2 separate regions of the Homo sapiens genome follow, and region 2 is linked to region 1. A link is an interaction called in ENCODE POLR2A ChIA-PET data of the cell type or tissue named here. Cell type or tissue: B cell. All regions are shown on one strand. Each heading gives the region's core, and the rest is flanking DNA. Links, peaks and the distances in the headings are about the cores only.

The links. Peaks named below come from ENCODE experiments on the same cell type or tissue, not always from the same donor. Only the 100,000 strongest peaks of a DNase experiment are listed, where the experiment ranks them.
Region 2: POLR2A ChIA-PET joins it to region 1 with 12 read pairs; 8 of 35 experiments call an interaction of 5 or more read pairs at or near these places.

The regions. Positions count from the first base shown.
Region 1 is chr2:135,978,668-135,983,667 of GRCh38, reverse strand. DARS1 (aspartyl-tRNA synthetase 1) reads left to right here. Exons shown (of 16, transcript NM_001349.4): 2 at 214-271; 3 at 4,302-4,394. Among named protein-coding and RNA genes, the nearest start is that of DARS1-AS1, 4.0 kb to the left of the region's middle. In B cell, for the core only: no CTCF peak of the experiment used is centred there; a DNase peak (open chromatin) is centred at 2,777; H3K4me3 peaks cover 335 bases; H3K27ac peaks cover 2,658 bases.
Region 2 is chr2:136,367,648-136,375,622 of GRCh38, reverse strand. No RefSeq gene overlaps it. Among named protein-coding and RNA genes, the nearest start is that of CXCR4, 250 kb to the right of the region's middle. RefSeq lists an enhancer at 5-84. In B cell, for the core only: no CTCF peak of the experiment used is centred there; no DNase peak of the experiment used is centred there.

The DNA of each region.
Region 1 (5,000 bases), core at 1-5,000:
CAAACTAACCAGAAACAGTACTTTTCTGTTTTCTGTAGAGTACATATGTAAATGAATGAGAGATTTCCACATTATGAAACTACTGACTTTCTGAATTAATAAAATGATCCTGAAAGTTAAATTCATTTTTATATTCTATTATTAGTATTTATGTGTTTACTGTGCTCTTAGTGTTTACATAAAAAGTCACGATGCAAAAAACTTTTTTTGTAGGATTATGCTAAAGAGAGATATGGAATATCTTCAATGATACAATCACAAGAAAAACCAGGTTAGTAGCTATGTGACAGTAAATAAAGCTTTTTTGCTTTCTAATTCCAGGAAAGCTCTAAATGAAATTTTAAGTAAGGTTGGCATAAATCTGAAGGTATAATTCTGAAAAGCTTAAATGACATTAATAATCCAAGTAGATGTCATAACCCTGTGTAAACATTGTCAGTTTAGGGTTCCAACTCTAGAAAAGGAAAAAAAATGTTATTAGGTATTGTAGGTTAAATGGTATGTTTTAAATGGTAGATTATATTTTTTAAATATTCCTAAATTATTAGGTAAGATTCAACCGTTGTCTAGGAGATAGGAGAGTGGCTAATAACTGCCTTCATCACATGTAGCCTTTTTGCATGCTTTAATAAAGCTACCTCTTTTACTTCCCCCAACCCCCACAACTTTACTTCTCTGACTGTTTTTAGCTATTATTTATTCCTATTTTGCTTGACTCTTCCCAAACATTTATATTTTCACTTATTCTCTACAGCATCCTTGAAAACTAAGGAACCAAAGTTGAAAGATAAGAAACTTGACTTACACAGAGTCTGCCAGACTTGGGATTAGAACCAAAGGCCATCTGACCCTAGAGTCCATGGGTCCTTCCATCTTACATCTTCTCTGGCTTCTTTGGCAGTACTATGATTTGAGTTTTAAAGCCTCCACCCCCACTCCATTTTGTTTACTCGTAGCTTTAGTGTCTGGGAATGAAATGAATTATTCTTAGACCCCAGTCTATCTTTTCTTATAACCGCTCTTTTTTGTTAGTGTATGTTGGCATCTTTATATTTCTTTTTTTTTTTTTTGGGAGACAGAGGCTCGCTCTGTCGCCCAGGCTGGAGTGCAGTGGCATGATCTCGGCTCACTTCAACTTCCGCCTCCCAAGTTCCTACAATTCTCCTGCCTCAGCCTCCTGAGCAGCTGGGACTACAGGCGCACACCGCCACGCCTCACTTTTTTTTTGTATTTTAGTAGAGATGGGGTTTCACTGTGTTGCCCAGGCTGATCTCGAACTCCTGAACTCAAGGCAATCCACCCACCTCGGCCTCCCAAAGTGCTAGGATTACAGGTGTGAGCCACCGCACCCGGCCTTATATTTCTTTGAAATTGACCTGACTCATGTTGTTTCTCTCAGACCTGTAGATTTTTTATTTATAAATGTTTGCCTTTCTTTTACTTCTATTCTATATATGTAATTTCAACAGATTTGTCTTACTTAACTATTTGACAGTAATTTTTCTTTTGGTAGACACTTCAAATTACGTCTCTCACTCTTTGGTGCAGTAATTGTAGACGTTTACATTCTTGCCCATTGGAAGCACTGCTTCCAGTTTAGAGGGCTGCCTATGAATATTATGCTTTGGAAATAAAACACCTCTAGGTTAATTTTATTGTTATATTTGATTTGCCACATGATCACAAAATCACTTTTCTTTCCCAGGCTTGTTGGGAAAGAATACAATAAAAGACCAAAATTCAGAGACTGAGTTGGGAGGATCACTTGAGCCCAGGAATTTGAAACTAGCCTGGGAAACATAGTGAGACCCCATCTCTACAGAAAGTAAAAAAATTAGCTAGGCGTGGTGGCATACACCTTTTATCCCAGCTACTCAGGAGGCTGATGGGAGGATCACTTGAGCCTGTGAGGTCAAGGCTGCGGTGAGCCACGATCACACCACTGGACTTCAGCCTGGGCAACAGAGTGAGACCCTGTCAAAAAAAAAAAAAAGCCAAAATTTCTGAAAATCATTTCCAAAACATAAAGATGAAATAAAGTAATTGAGTACAGGTTGAGTATCCCTTAGCCAAAATGCTTGAGACCACAAAAGTGTTTTGGACTTTATTTTTTTGGACTTTGGAATATTTGCATTATATTTACCACTTGAGCATCCCTAATCTGAAAATCCAAAATCCTCCGATGAGCATCTCCTTTGACCATCATGTCAGCACTCAAAAAGTTTTGGATTTGGGAGCATTCCGGGTTTTCGGGTTAGGAATGCTCAACCTATGTAAAATAGACTATGAGCAATAGAGTATAGGGGATGATATTCCTCTGCCAGGGCAAGCAGGAGGAGACACTTGAGACTTTGTTTTCAGGTTAGGTGTCTTTCTCAACTGTACTTCCTTGAGCTGTAACACAAAGAAGCTCACTGGAGTTTAGGTCTTTAACATAGGCCCAAAGCAGCCATTAACATAATTGCTGTTGTTCTTTTGCTGGCAAATCCACAGACAGTTGCGTTCTTCCACTTAGAGAGAAAGATAACCTATGTATGTAAAATTCGGCCTTTGGTTTTACCTCTGCAAAAATGCCAATTCTTTGCTCAAGGTGGTTTCCTTTCTCATCTGCTTCCATTTCTCTGCATTAATCACTCTGATGCCCATGACTCTTAAAAGTGCAGTTTTCAAACTGAAATCCTACTACCTTGGTTGTTACTGGTTAGCCAGTCATAGTGATGTGAGTATGGCATGGGCTTCGGGTATGTTCGGGTGTATTAAAGGTTGAGAACCCCTATGCTAGTTAATTGCCATGCCACAAGAAAGAAGAGCCATTACCCTTTTTCTTCTCCAAAGTGCTAGTAAAATTATCCTAATTATCGCATATCTCTTAGACTTCTGCTTTTCTGTTTTGTGTGGTTTTGAGTTGTGATTGCTTGGTTAGCCATTGCTTTTTCAGTCTTGGCATTTTCAAATCTGCCTTTTAAAATCTTCTGCTGATGTGTCTGTCTTTTCTCTTTCACGCTTTCTTTTGCCTGAGTTTACACAGCAGACTTGGAAGTTGGCTTAACTCATAAAGTCTGTTGGCAGTGTTTTGCAGAAATCCTCTTGTGATGCCAGTGGCTTTAAAATTCCTCTTTCATTCTCTTTGCTTTTGGCTATGAGAACCGTGTTATTTATTCTCCTGTAAATCAGATTCTCTCTGCAGCTGCATCTTTTCTTCAATAGGCAAATTATAAATACATTTAGAAAAATTCGGTAAGACATACAGTATTTATAATTTGACTTTATGTCTCAAAAGGTATTCTCGATATTGTAATGTCATGTCTATTGCTATGTTTAATTTAACTAATACTTAAATGTTTTTCTCTAATCAAATGATTGCATTTAGAAGAGTAGCAAAAATGATTGTTGAATGTTGCGTTGTATACACATCTTTACATAACAGTTGTTTTGTAGCTGTTTTCCTGTTTAGGAACTCTAGATGAATGTAGTATTTTGTTTAGTATTAGGAGCATAATAGTTGGGGCTCACTTACAGCCAAAAGGCTCGATAGGGAAATGTATGAGATGACATCAAGCATGATTGGATCTTGGGGCTCAGGAAGCATCTACAGGCCTTTCTCTCTCCAGCTTTTGGCTCTGTTTCCTTTAGGATATTGGCCTCCTTCTCGAATCCTGCAAACATAGCAGGAAAGGTGAAAGCTGCAGCCCTGGGCCTGCACCATGTCAGCGCAGCAATCCCAGGAAAGAGAGCTTCATTCCCAGCATCTGTATATTTAGTCCCAGAGAAAGACTTGCATTAGCTCAGTTAGAGTCACTGCATCCTGGGGAATAGGATACTGCGACTGTTCAGACTTGGTAGAGACTAGCTGACTTAGGTACTGTGGCAGGCAGGCAAAAGTTCCATGTCCTAGGCAGGATAGGCTGTGTTTGGCCTTACAAGTCATTGAAGTGTTCAGATTTGCATTTTGAAACTGTCTGACTTCAAAGGAGACTGAATTAGAAGGGGACACAGGGATTGCAGTTAGGAAGCTATTGCTGTAGTTCAGGTGGGAGACAATAGCTTGGTTTAGTATGGCGGCAGTGAAGATGGTAGAGAAATAGACGGATTTTAAAAATATGTTTAGAAAGCACAGTTCACAAAACTTGAGGCAAATTGCACATGGAACATGATAGAGAAGACAGTGTTGTCAAAGATTGAGAATTATTCAGGATGGTTCCAAGTACTTATGCTAGCTGTCAAAAATAATTATGATCTCTTTGTAAATTCTGAATTTAAAAATTATTTTACTATATAAAAATCGTTTACTGTTATTACAGATCGAGTTTTGGTTCGGGTTAGAGACTTGACAATACAAAAAGCTGATGAAGTTGTTTGGGTACGTGCAAGAGTTCATACAAGCAGAGCTAAAGGTAGGATTGGTTTCATTATTAAAGCTCTTTCGGTAAGGACTCCGAATTTTTTGTCTTACATATTCCTCACAGACCAAAGTAAATCTTTAAAAACAAAACAAAAACATGTAACTTTTCTTTCTTAAAAGTCACTGTAAAGTATTAACCCATGGTTAATCAATTTTAGATTCCTGTAAAACATCCTTACAAATAATTTGACCCTAAAGACTGATGAAATCTAAGACTTCAAGCTACTTTTCTAGCATCGCTCTAAAGTTTAATTATTTTCAGCTGGAGAAGGAGTAGCTAAAAAAAAAAAAAAATTGAAAAAAAAGAGTAAACTTTAATTATTTAAGTGAAGAGTGTTTTTGAGAAACTTCCCGTTTGTTAATATTTTTATATTTGTAATTATCTAGATGAGGAGAGAAGTGAACAAAAGATAAGACTGGGCAATTCAATACAGTAACCACTGACCACATGCAGCTATTTACATTTAAATTCAGTAATTCCGTCACACTAGCTGTATTTCAAGAGCTTAATGACCACATGTGGCTAACGGCTCCCATTTTGGACAGACAGCACAAATACAGAATATTCTCATCATAGAAAGTTCTTTCAGACAGTGCT
Region 2 (7,975 bases), core at 1,563-6,562, 390 kb before region 1:
AGCCACTGGCAGGTCTCTGAACACACCACACTCTGACATGCTTGGACCTTGGCATTTGTTATAGCCCCAACATGGAGAGGCCTCCACCCCTCCTGCCCTTCCTCACTCCTTTTTCCTTGAATAACCTGCGTTCAAATTTCAAATCTCAGATCCGTCCTCCCCTCTCCCTGACCCCTGGTTAGTTTGAGTCAAGAGATACTCGCAGGTACTGTCTACTGATGGCAGTCTGAACATGCCTTTTCTAATGTGCTATCACCCTATTTTTAAGTAGCCTTCTTGAAGTATCATTGGACTGCAGTAAACTGCATATACTTTAACTGAACAATTTGTAAGTTTTCACATAGGTATACACCCATGAAACCATCACTACAATCAAGATAGTAAACAATCCATCCCCTCTGAAAGTTTCTGTATGACTCTTTGTAATGCTTCCCCTCACCTCCCTCAACGACATCCCCATACGACATCTCATCTGCTTTCCCTCATTCTAGATTAGGTTGCAATTTCTAGATTTGTATTTAATGAAATCATGTAGCATGTACTCTTTTTTTTGGTCTGTCTTCTTTCATATTCAGCATAATTATTTTGACATTCATCCATCTGTCTGTGTGTCAATAGTTCATTTCTTTTTTACTGTCGAGTGGGGTATTCTGGTATATGGATGGACCCCATTTGGTTTATTCATTCACCTGTTGGTAGACATTTGGGCTGTTTCCAGTTTGCAGCTATTACATATAAAGCATCTATGAATATTCATGTACAAGTCTCTTTGTGGTTATATATTTCCTTTCCTCTTGGGCACATATCTAGGAGTGAAGTGGGTGGATATATGATAGGAGTGTGCTTAATTTTTTAAGAAACTGCCAAACTATTTTACCAAGTGATTGTTCCATTTTACATTGCCACCAACAATGCATGAGGGCTGCAGTCCACATCCTAGCCAACCCTTGATATGATCGATCTTTTTAATTTTAGCCACTCAAATAGATCGGTGGTGATATTTTATTGTGGTTTTAAGTTGCATTTTCCTAATGATGAATGTTGAACATCTTTTCAATGTGCTTATTAGCCATCTATATATCTTCTTTGCTGAAATGACTCTTCAAATCTTTTGCCTATTTTTTAATTGGGTATTTGTTTTTTGAGTGTTCTTTATAGATTTTTGACACAAGTCCTTTATGAGATATGTAGCTTACAAATATTTTCTCCCAGTCCGTGGGTTGTCTTTTTATTCTTTTGGCAGTGTATTTTAAAGAATAAAAGTTTTTAATTGTGATGAAGTTCAATTCCTCAACATTCTCTTTTACAGATTGTTATCATTCTTAATTCTCTAGTGGCTTCTACACACCTCGTCTGTGAGCCCCTCCAGGGTAAAGACCACAAGATTCCTCCATCTCTGTATTCCCAACACCATGGCTTAGCACTTAGAAGACACTGAAATTATAGTTCTTCTGGCTGCATTATTGCTCCTGGCTACCATGGGAAGGCCACAAAGAAATCTCCACATGGGGCCTGAACCTCCTGGCATTGCTGTGTAATAATTGTTCCTTTATATGGGAATAGAGGGTTTTAATCAATGTCACCATTTTTCTTAAGCAAGGAACACCTACTAAGGCCTCTGCATATTTCCCCATAATATATCTCTGTATTTGCACAGAGGGAGAATGAATAACATAGAAAAATCCTCCCCTGGAGGCACTCCATTTGGAAATTCTGCTTGTTTTTTCTTTTGATCAGGGAGAGCCCATTGTTTCTGGAATAAGCAAAGAAAAATCTTATAACAGGGTCTCCCCATAAGCAGAAATCAAAGAGGACTTCTCCAGGAAACAAATCCAAGTAAATTTCACCATGGGCCTGCTATTTTTTGCCCCAGGAAAGGGGTTTTAAGAAGGTGATAGGCCGGGCGCAGTGGCTCATGCCTGTAATCCCAGCACTTTGGGAGGCCGAGGTGGGTGAATCACCTGAAGTCAGGAGTTCAAGACCAGCCTGGCCAACATGGTGAAGCTGCATCTCTACTAAAATTACAAAAATAGCCAGGCATGGTGGCAGGCGCCTGTAATCCCAGCTACTCAGGAGGCTGAGGCAGGAGAGTCTCTTGAACCCAGGAGGCAGAGGTTGCACTGAACCTAGACCATGCCATGGCACTCCAGCCTGGGTGACAAGAGCGAAACTCTGTCTCCAAAAAAAAAGAAGAACATAAGATGTCTCTTCCATATATGAGAACCACAGCTCAGTTTCCCTCCAGTGGCCCCCCTATAGGCTGCTAGCCCCCACCAGGGTCTTCTACCCAGCACCAACCCAGGAACAATTCTGGCTCATTCTGGCTGACAGCAATGAAGCACCTATCTAAATACTGTTGAGATGTTGAATTCAGTAGAAAATGAACAGTCAAAACGTTTTGACAGGTGTTTGCCTTGTGATGTCCTGAAACATTCATCTTTCACAATTAAAAGACTCTAAGGATGAATTCCAGTTCCTGAAATATGGAACACTGAGATGAAGACCAATGACAACTGTGAAAGTTCTTTCTCCCAAAACCAAGAATTCTTCACAAAATATAACTTTAAAAATATTTTAAATATATGATTAGGCTCACAATAAAAATAAAGTAGAAATTTCCAGGTGCCAAAGAGAAGCATAAAACCAGAGTGGCAACTTAGGAGCTGATAATATAGTTACCAGAAGGGAAATAATACGACGACTTGGTTTTTAAAAGTATAAGAGACAAGATATTGGGCCAATGCAAGGAGGAGAGTTGGAATTGAGAACCCTCAAACTGGAACTCTCAAAAATTGATACCCTCTCAGAAAAGACAGACTGGAACAAAATCTGTCAGCACAGATAAACAAGGAGTCTTATCTGTCTGTGCCTGTGTTCTAGATGAGCAAAAATGTCTCCCTTGGGAATTAGAAACCCCCAAATGACCTGGGGTTCAAATTTACTCACCTTTTCTAGGAATTCTTCATTGAGAGATTAGCATAAAAATTTTTTCTAGGCCAGTGATAATTCTGATCAGCTGGAAAAAGCAAAACCATTAATGCCAAAAGAAATTCATGGAAGAAAAATGTTAACCTCACAATTAAAAATTTCAAAATCCACAAGGAGAAATCTACCATAGACAAAAGGTAGAATACACTATAAATGCAAGATTAGACTCTCAACAACTTGAGGTAATAGAATTACAAACTGAAACTTGGTAATAGTTAAAATAATTAAATAGCTAATAAATAAAAAGAAAGCTGTAGGAAAATACAATAACAGACAGCCTGTAGAAATTTTGAAGACCATGATTAACACAGTTGATCTAATAGATATATCAAAATCCCTGTACCTAAGAATTAGAGAATACATAGTATTACAATTCAGTCAACTTAACAAATGTCAAACAACAAATATCACATAGCCATGCTTTCTGATCATAATACAATAAAAATTAAAATATTCTACAAAAAAGGCAACCCTCCAAACTCCCATGTGTTTGGAAATAATTTATGAGTCAATAAATTTTAATGATTAGAAAATAATTTGCATTGAAAGGAAATAAAAATAGCATATGTCAAACTTCAGGTAATAGAGCATAGGCATCACTTAGAGGAAATTGTATAGAATGCATATATAACTGAAGAAAGTCCAAGAATTAGTGAGCTAACTATCCAACTCAAAAAGTTGAGAAAAGAGGAACAAAGTAAACCCCCCACCCATCAAAAAATGAATAAATGAAATTATAAAGATGAGTAGAGAAATAAATAATAAAAGAGAAAAGAGAAACAGAAAAAGTCAACAAAACCAAAAGCATTTGTTTGGAAAAAAGCTAAGTAAATTTCACAAACTTCTGACAAAGATTAAGATCGATTTAAAAATTACACACACACAAACCACCACCAATGAAGAAATATAAGAACCTAATTTCAAATGCAGCGGAGATTTTCAGAAATTATAAGAAAATACTATGAATAACAATTATGAACATTTGAACACTTAGATTGAAGGTACAATATTCCAGAAAAGGTATAATATTCTAGAAAAATATGTTATCAAAACTGTCCAAGAATATGTATGAAATTTAGATAGGTCTATTATTAAAGGAAGTAAAACAGTACTTTAAAATATATTCACATACAAGCAGAGAGGCTCACGTGCACACACATGCACAAATATACTCATCAAAAAACCCAAACAAATTATTCCATGGGTATATTCTAACAAACATAAAAAATACATATTTTCAATCTCATTCAAATTGCTTCAAAGAAGAGAAAAAGAGAATGTTCCCTACTCATTTTATGAGAGCAGTATGTCCTTGATGTCAAAACCAGACAGGATGGTATAAAAATCGAAAACCATAGGCCAATCTCACAAACACAGGAACACATAAAAACTTCATAAACTATTCACAAAATAAGCTAAGCAATGTACCAAAAAATCCCGACTGTAGGTTTTATCCTAGAAAGGTTTATTGCTAGGAAATCTATTCATATAATCTGTACAATAAATTTTTTTAAAAAAAAACATATAGAAGTAAAGAAAAGCATTTGATGAAATTAAACTCTCATTCTTGAGTTTTTCTTCTTTCCAGCTTTACTGAGGTATAATTCACAAATAAAATTGTATATCTTTAAGTAGTACATTATGATGTTTTGATATAAGTAAACATTGTGAAATGATCACCACAATCAAGTTAACATATCCATCACTTCACATAGTTACCATTTTTTATAAATAGTGAAAACACTTAAGATCTCTCAGCAAATTTTAAGTATATAATATAGTATTAACCATAGTCATCATGCTACACCTTAGATCCCCAGAATTTTATCATATAACTGAAAGTTTGTATCTTTTGACAGACATCTCCCCATTTCTTTCTCCCCTCTCCCTACTCCCTGACAACCACCAGTCTGTTTCTATGAGTTCAACTTTTTTAGATTCCACATATAAGTGTAATCATGCAGTATCTGCCTTTGTCTGACTTATTTCAGTTAGAATAAAGCCGTCAAGCTCATGCACATTGCCGCATATGGAAGAATTTCCCTCTTTAAGGCTGAACAATACTGCATTGTACATGTACCGTATCTCTTTATTTAGATTGTTTCTGTGTCTTGGTTACTGTAACTAATGAACATAGGAGTACAGGTATCTCTTCAAGAGGTCTTATTTTGTTTCCTTTGGATATATACCCAAAAGCGGAATTGCTAGATTATATGGTAGTTCTATTTTTAATTTTTTGAGGAACCTCCATACCATTTTCCATAATGGCTGAATCAATTTGGATGCCCATCAACAGTGCACAAGGGGTTCCCTTTCTCCCCATCCTCACCAACACTTCTCTCTTATCTTTTTGGTAACAGCCATCTTAGACGGTGTGAGGTGATATCTCTTTGTGGTTTTGATTTGCATTTCCCTGATGGTTAGTGATGGTGAGCACCTTTCCAGATACCTGCCAGTCATTTGTATGTCTTCTTTGGAAATATGTTTATTTAGGTCTTTTGTTGAGTTTTTAATTGGATTTTTTTGTTTCCTTGCTATTGAGTTGTGTGGGCTTCTTACATATTTAGTATGTTAATCTCTTTCCAGATATACGGTTTGCATTTATTTTCTATTATATAAGTTACCTTTCATTTTGTTGGTTTTTGTTTTTTGTGTTGTTCATTGGTTTGTTGCTATCCAGACACTTTAGTTTTCTGTAGTTGCACTTGTTTATTTTCATTTTTGTTGCCTGTGCTTTTAGTGCTATATTCAAAAAATCTTTGCCAAGCCCAAGCCCAATGTCAATGAGCTTTTTTCCTGTTTTCTTCTAGGAGTTTTACTAAGTATTACATTTAATGTGTAATTCATTCTGAGTTAATTTATGTAAGTGGTATAAGATAGAGGTCCAGCTTCATTCTTTTGCATGTGGATATCCAGCTTTCCCAATACCACTTATTGAAGAGACTGCCCTTTCCCTATCATATTATTAGCACCCTCGTCAAATGTTAGACTATATATGTTTGAGTTTATTTCTGGCCTCTCTGTTCTGTTCCATTAGCCTCTGTGTCTGTTTTTATGCCACTGCCATACTGCTTTGATTACTATTGTTTTATAATTTAGCTTGAGATCAGGAAGTGTAATGCCTCTAGCTTTGTTCTTCTCTTTGTTGTTCTTAAATAGCTTTGGCTATTTAAGGTCTTTTGTAGTTCTTTACAAATTTTAGGATTTTTTTGTTTCTGTGGAAGATGTTACTGGAGTTTTTATAGAGATTGTATTGAATCTATAAATCACTTTAGATAGTCTAGTATGGACATTTTAACAATATTAATTCTTCTAATTGATGAACATAGGATATCTTTCATTTGTGGTTTTTTTCCTATTTCTTTCATCAATGTCATATAGTTTCTAATGTACAGATCTTTCACTGACTTGGTTAAATTTAATCCTAAGTATTTTATTAGTTTTTATGCTATTATAAGTGGGATTGTTTGTTTTCTTAATTTCTTACTCAGATCATTGTTAGTGTATAAAAATGCTACTGGTTTTTTATATGTTGATTTTGTAACCTACAAATTTACTGATTTATTAGTTCTTTTAGGGTTAATATATTTATAAGATTATATCAGCAAACAGGCACTTTTACTTTCTTTCTGATTTGAATTTCTTTTTATCTTTTTCTTGCCTAATTGCTCTGACTAGGGCTTGCACTACTATGTTGAATATAAATGATGAGAGGAAGAACCTTTTGGTTCCTGATCTTTGAAGACTTTTCAGCTTTTCACCTTTTAATATATTAGCTGGAAGCTTGTCATGTATGGCCTTTGTTATGTCGAAGTACATTCTTTCTATACCCAATTTACAGAGCATTTATGTCATGAAAGGGTGTTGAATGCTTTTTCTGCATCTATTGAGAGGATCATATGATTTTATCATTCATTCTATTAATGTGATATATCACATTTATTGATTTATATGTGTTGCAACATCCTTGCATCTCAGGAATAAATTCTACTTGCATGGTATTATCCCTTTAATATACAGTTGAATTTGATTTGCTAATATTTTGAAGATTTTTACATCCTTTATTAAGGATGTTGGCCTGTAATTTTCTTGTGTCCTTGTTTGGCTTTTGTATCAAGGTAATACTGGTCTCATAGAATGAGTTTAGAGGTGTGCCCTCCACTTCAATTTTTTGGAAGAGTTTAATAAGGGTTGGCATTAATTCTTAAGTGTTTGATAGAATTTGTCCATGAAGCCATCTGGTCCTGGACTTTTTTTTGTTGACAGATTTATTACTGATTCAATATCCTTGTTATTGGTGTCTATATTTTTTATTTTTCATGATTTAGTCTTGGTAGATTGTTTCTAGGAATTTATCTATTTTTCTAGATTATCCAATTTGTTGGTACTGTTAATAGACCCTTTGTATTATTGTGATATCAGTTGTACTACCTTCTTTTGCATTTACGATTTGAGACTCCTTTTTCATGGTTAGTCTAGCTAAACGTTTGTCAATTTCTTTATCGTAAAAAAACACCAATTCTTGGTTTCATTTTTTTAATTGTTTTCTAGTTCCTATTTCACTTATTTCTGTTCTGATCTTTATTATTTCTGTCTTTCTGCCAACTTTGGGCTTAGTTTGTTCTTTTTCTAGTTCCTGAGATATCAAGTTAGGTTGTTTATTTTAGATCTTTTCTTCATGTAGACATTTATTGCTATAAACAGTCCCCTTAGAACTGCTTTAGCTGCATCTCATGATATTTGGTATGTTCTGTTTTCATTTTACTTTATCTCAAGATTTTTTAAAAATTTCCCCTTTGATTATTTGACCCATTGTTTGTTCAGGAGTGTGTTGTTCAATTTCTATGTATTTGTGAATTTTCCAGCTTTCCTTCTGTTGTCAATTTATATTTTCATACCATTATGGTTGAAAAATATACTTTACATACTTCTTGAATTTTTAAGTCTTGTTCAGTAACCTAACATTCTGCAGAATGTTCCATATGTG